Regions from separate parts of the Homo sapiens genome. Here region 1 is linked to region 2. A link is a contact called in ENCODE Hi-C or POLR2A ChIA-PET data. All regions are on one chromosome and are shown on one strand. The core of a region is the stretch at or near the end of the contact, and the rest is flanking DNA. Distances in the headings are between cores, read along the strand shown. Region 1 has its middle 69 kb from the start of LDB2. Region 2 holds the start of LDB2 (LIM domain binding 2).

Evidence for each region. A loop is a pair of places that touch in the nucleus more often than their neighbours do. ChIA-PET counts read pairs that join two places held with the same protein, here RNA polymerase II (POLR2A). Pooled maps may share reads with other maps.
Region 1: a map of esophagus muscularis mucosa shows a loop between it and region 2 (3-fold over the local background). The contact joins the enhancer-like site here to the promoter of LDB2 in region 2. A Hi-C loop is called at or near these places in 2 of 168 maps with a recorded cell type or tissue (esophagus muscularis mucosa and sigmoid colon) and 2 of 50 pooled maps. POLR2A ChIA-PET finds 5 or more read pairs at or near these places in 2 of 52 experiments (A673 and OCI-LY7).

The regions. Positions count from the first base shown.
Region 1 is chr4:16,966,533-16,969,277 of GRCh38, forward strand. No RefSeq gene overlaps it. Among named protein-coding and RNA genes, the nearest start is that of LDB2, 69 kb to the left of the region's middle. Within about 2 kb of position 1,424, at least 10 of the 41 ENCODE cell types and tissues checked have a DNase peak (open chromatin) inside an H3K27ac peak, as active enhancers do.
Region 2 is chr4:16,897,391-16,900,140 of GRCh38, forward strand. It overlaps LDB2 (LIM domain binding 2), which reads right to left and starts at 1,255. Exons shown (of 8, transcript NM_001290.5): 1 at 964-1,255. The coding sequence starts at 1,095.

The sequences.
Region 1 (2,745 bases), core at 174-2,673, 69 kb after region 2:
CTGCCCACACTGCTTCCGGCCAGAATAAAGTGCAGTGGAGTAGGTATTAGCAGGGCTGAGAGGCCATCCTAGGACACAGTATAAAGGTCGTTATATGCTTAGCTAAGGAGTTTGCTTTTATAACTCTGGGAGGTGTCCACAAACAAAGCATACCTAAATTCACAGCTTTACCAAACAGCAAGAGCTCTGGGGACCAAGAGTAGGAAAATTTGAAGTCTAGTCCTAGTCTTGACTTCAACAATTTGAGCCTGCATCATGTAGGCCCAGGTTTCTACGTCTCATCTGTCAAGACTAGCCAGTGTTGTTGAACGAAGATTTATAAGTCCTTCTAGATCTAGTAGATCCTTGAACAGCCCTCCCTGGGAGCAGAATCCATTTACTGAACTCTTGGGAAGACAGAGGGTGTTATAACATACACACAAGGCAAGTTGATACTGGACCTTTTACAAAATCTGTTCCTCTCACTAGCTTTGAAATGTTGGGCAAGTTGCTTGACCCCTTTGCCAAGTTTCTACATCTGTACAACAGGGATAAACATTACCCCTAAACATAGGACGGTGATACGAGACAGTCTACCTGAAGCCTGAAGCATCATGTGGCACATAGTAAGTCCTCAGGAGATGTTAGCTGGCACAATCACCACTGTTAATTGTTAAAAGTGCACCTCAACAGGCAGGGCGTGGTGGCTCACGCCTGTAATCCCAGCACTTTGGGAGGCCGAGGTGGGCAGATCACGAGGTCAGGAGATCGAGACCATCCTGGCTAACACGGTGAAACCCCGTCTCTACTGAAAAATACAAAAAATTAGCCGGGCGTGGTGGTGGGTGCCTGTAGTCCCAGCTACTCGGGAGGCTGAGACAGGAGAATGGCGTGAACCCAGGAGGCGAACCTTGCAGTGAGCTGAGTTTGCACCACTGCACTCCAGCCTGGGTGACAAGGCCAGACTCTGTCTCAGAAAAAAAAAAAAAAAAATGTACCTCAACTCGGCCCTGATATCCCACCATATTCATCTTCCTTTTTCTATTTACCACCTCCCTTTCTCCTTCCATTTTAACACTTTCATTATTTTCCCCACACCCCTCGCCCGCACCCTCCACTAATGCCCTCAGGGTTCCGCCCCCAAGAGGCTAATCAAAGGAATTTCCTGGAGAAATCAAGTCCCCCTCCAGACAAAATTCTAGTGCCAGCTGTTAATGCTTTTGTCCTCGGGGCTACATAAGCACTTTTATAACCGCTCTTGTTTTTGTAGACACATATCTGCTTTGTTACATAACGTTTGGCTTCAGCTTAACTCTCAGAAGAGAGATACAACCTCTTAATCTTGGGGATCTGATCTGAATCACTCCCTCCATTTCTGGAAATGCAGAAAGAAGCCTGGGCTCTTGCTGAATCTAGAAGCCCAGCCAGCACTTCTCAGAGGAGCCAAATTGCCGCCTGCCATGTGTGGAAACCCGGGAAAGAAGTGGGGACTCAGAGGCAGCTGCAGTGTCAAGGGTGGAGGCTTAAAAATAGCAAAAGCTGCCCTTGGAGAACATTCCCACTGGATGTTTGCATTTTTAAAAGTGCCTCCAAGGAAGACTCTGTTCCCACAAAATAACGAACAGTAAACAGGAGGTGGTGTCTTCAGAGAAGGGTTCACCTGGACTCTTAAAATCACATCACCAAGCCCTTGATTTCAGGCCAGTTTCTTACAATGGAGCACAATCAAAATTGGAAAAGATGGGAAATATCAAGAATAGACAAGAAAAAAAATCCTCTTTACCACATAGTGTGATAAATCCAGATATAATCTCAGACTGAGAGGTTCCTAGTCTTTTTCATTCTTTTCTCTGCATTTATATAATTGTAGATATATATTTTTCTTGCAGAGTTCGAAAGAACCTTAGAAATCTAAGCCAACCATCATATTTTCAGAAGGAAATAAAGCAAGAGAGGTAATGTGAGTTACTAAGGGCCCCACAGCCCAGCAAGGACCAGGGCCAGGAACACTGCTGTCCTGACCCAGTCTAGGTCTCCCATGGATTGGGAACCTCCAGACCCAGGGTCCTAAAAAGAGCTGCCTCCCCCACCCCATCCACCACCACATGGGGTTACTATAAACACCCTCTTCCCCAAGATGACAAGATTTATTTTCCTTTGATGCCCACACTAACTTTAAAGCAAATTCTTGCCTTTGCTGACAGAAGAAGAGACCCAGCGGCTCAGAGTTCAGGAGATCTGCGCCAGGTCCCTGGGATGGTAAGTGAAGGATCCAGAAGTCAAATGTAGATAAATTTATTTCCACCCCCAGGCTGAATTCATGTGACCTAAGGCCAGGAAGACCCCCATTTCTGATATTATTTCCGGTCCTGTCCAGCCTGACATCTTATAATCTGCTGTCATTTTTATTTAGCTGGTTTAAATCTTTTGTTTGGGGCACTTGCATAACAGCCCTGAGAGTGGGCGTCTCCTCCAGTGTTGCTTGCTGGGCACTTGACTTGCCTCCCACTAGTCCTGAATGTGTTGTCATAGCCTCTCGCCTTTAAAAGTCAGGATGATCTTTCCAAAATTGAAGTTGAAATCACTGCCTCTGCTTAAACCCTATCGCTTCTTTCCCTTGCCCCAGGATAGAGTCCAATTTCCTTCATTCAGCATATGAGTCTGTACGGGATGCAGTGCAAAGATCTCAAACTGCAAGGTGTACAGCATCCAACTCAGACACTAATTTTAATCAGCCTACCAATTTGAATATTTTGATTGAAAGGT
Region 2 (2,750 bases), core at 5-2,504:
CACACAAAGCCCCAACTTACAGGCAGATGGACAATCCAGCAGCAAGACCTGCCAGCTGAGCTAGCACAGAGAAAAAGTCAACTGACATAAAATATTTAAATTGCAGGAGGCGAGTCTGGAGTTTTGCATTTAAAAAGTTCTGAAAGTCCTGTTCTCTCTGCTCCCAGAGTTGCTGGCTGCCTAGGAGGCTGAGTCTCCCTCTCTCAGGCACAAGATCTCAAATATGCAAAAACTAGAGCTGACTTGAAAGCTGAACCAGCTCCTGTCCTAAGGTAGAGTGATAGGGGGGCACGGCCGACAGCAATAGGAGAAAGTCTAGAGTCCCCTTGCCCCAAGCAACTGGTTTCTGATTTTAACACTGAAATATACAAACATGTGTCCCTCCAGGGCTAGTTCTGAGAAGTAGGCAGGTTTACTCTTCTGCCCCTTTTTACCTCGATTTTGGTGACTCTGAAAAGTAAATACAGGTCAAAGCAGACTTCCTCTAGGATTTGTAAAAAAGAAAATATATATATATATATATATATATATATATATATATATATATACACATATGTATATATATATATATATATATATATATACACATATGTATATATATATATAGCCAGATGCAAACAATCACAAAATTCCTTGGAATTATATCTCAAGAAACACCAACAGGACTGACTCAGAGCCTGTAAAACACCAGAGTTCTGGAAGAGCAACATTTCTGGAAACCCGGCATGTGAATCAAGTGCTGGGTTGTCTCAAGATTCCGGCAGAAACTGTCCTCTGCTACAAGAGTTGCTGTGCCTGGAAACCCAGCGTCCAAACTCGTGGATTCATCCTGGCGCTCATTTCCACGTACGTGGTAGTATCAAGTGGGACACTTCCCATAGAATTCAGCCAGAAACCCTAGGAAAAGCTCATGCATAGCTTAACAAAAATACACAAACACATCCCCAAGGTTGAAGTACTTACCTCTGTGCGAGACTGCAGTCTCTTGTTCATCTCATAGATTCGGTACTCTGGCTGTACCATGTATGGTGTATGCCTCCTATAAAATGGGCCGAAAGGAGAAGAATAGAAGGGGTCATGTGGTGTGCTGGACATCTTGCCTGCTTTTCGAAAATCAAGCTAAACAGAGTATCAGTAACGTCCATGCAGAGCACATGGGCTGTGTTCTTCCCAGTACAAAGTAGACGCACGCACACACGCTCACACACACACAGAGGCAGGCAGGCAGGCAGGCTGAACACGCTGGCTGGGAACTGCTGTCGGAGCCCTCTATAGCAGGAGAGGAGAGGGAGAGGAGAGGAGGGAGGGAAAGAGGGAGGGAGGGAGGGAGCACGGGAGAGGAGGGAGAGGGAGAGAGCAGGAGCTCCAGAGAGGGAGGGAGGTTGGTATGGAGGAAGGGAGGGAAGAAGGGAGGGAGGGAGGGAGGGAGGAGGGAGGGAGGGAGGGGGAGAGAGAGAGAGAGAGAGAGAGAGAGAGAGAGAGAGAGAGAGAGAGAGAGAGAGAGAGAGAGAGGAGCTGGATAGCTTTAGGCACCACTGCTTGTTTTTAAAGAAGCAGTTTGTGGAGAGGTCATTTCCTGTCCACATTGTAGACTAGTTCACAAATATAATTCTCCTCACAGTCTGACAAGAGGTCTAAGGTTTGGTTTTAATTTTTTTCCTCCAGCCAGGACCCTTCACAACCTGATTGCTAAGCTTGTTAGCATAGAGGTGGTCTAACCGCTACATGAGCCGCTCACCCCTGACAACCACACTGTTGTAATGTATCAGAAATGTTGATTACTACAAAATACAGAAACACGGGCACTGTGGTGCCCCGAATTGGGACCGGTGATTCACTCACATGCAGAGATTTATTTCAGCACTAATCTCCCTATGTAGTTTTGCTTTACTTGCTGTTGTTCCAAGGGCTGTTATATTCTTTGCCCTCCACTCCATCTCACTCCCATCTCTCCCCACTCACCCCTCTTCCCAGCCACCTCCCTCTTCTCCAAAGACTTCATTCAGGCCCTTAAGGTGCCTGGGCATTTTCAGGTAAAAACAGTCGTTCTGAATGTGGAAGGTATAAAATACACTTAAGGAGAGCAATGGTCTTTTTTCCCAGGAAGGAAAAACAAACAAACAAACAAACAAAAAACCCAAACAGACCTCCCAATAAGACAGGAAAAGCAAAGAAGGAGAAAACTGCCACAAAAATGACCACGGAAAATTTGGTTGAGAAGGAAATTGCAAATAATTGAATGGATCATCCCCAGATAACATGTCCAACTCTTATGGAGACAAAGTCTGTATTTTCCAAGATTGGTCAAGTAAACAAATATTTTCCCAACTGTGGTATATGATAACCATAAGAAATCCCAACAGCCCATGGAAGGGGAAAATCTCTATAGAGAATTAAACAATCTATAAAATAATCAAATTCTGCTAGAACCCACTATAACCAGAGATACGACACTTAAACAAAGCCCAGCCACACAAAATTTAAATGTATTGAGCTAACACCTAGGTAGGTCAGTGGTATTAAGGAAATAAAGCAAAGGACCACCAAAAAGCATAATGAATTCAAGACCTGAATGCAAATGCATGCAAATGAGACATTTCTTCTTTTTAATAAGCAGATTAATTAACTTTCTGCCCCAATCATGGCTTGGGTATCTCCAAGTCACTAGCCAACAGGGGATAGAGTATTGCTAATTCTGCAATTTACACTCTTAAAAATACTCAGACACAGAAAAGTGTATTGCTGTCTTG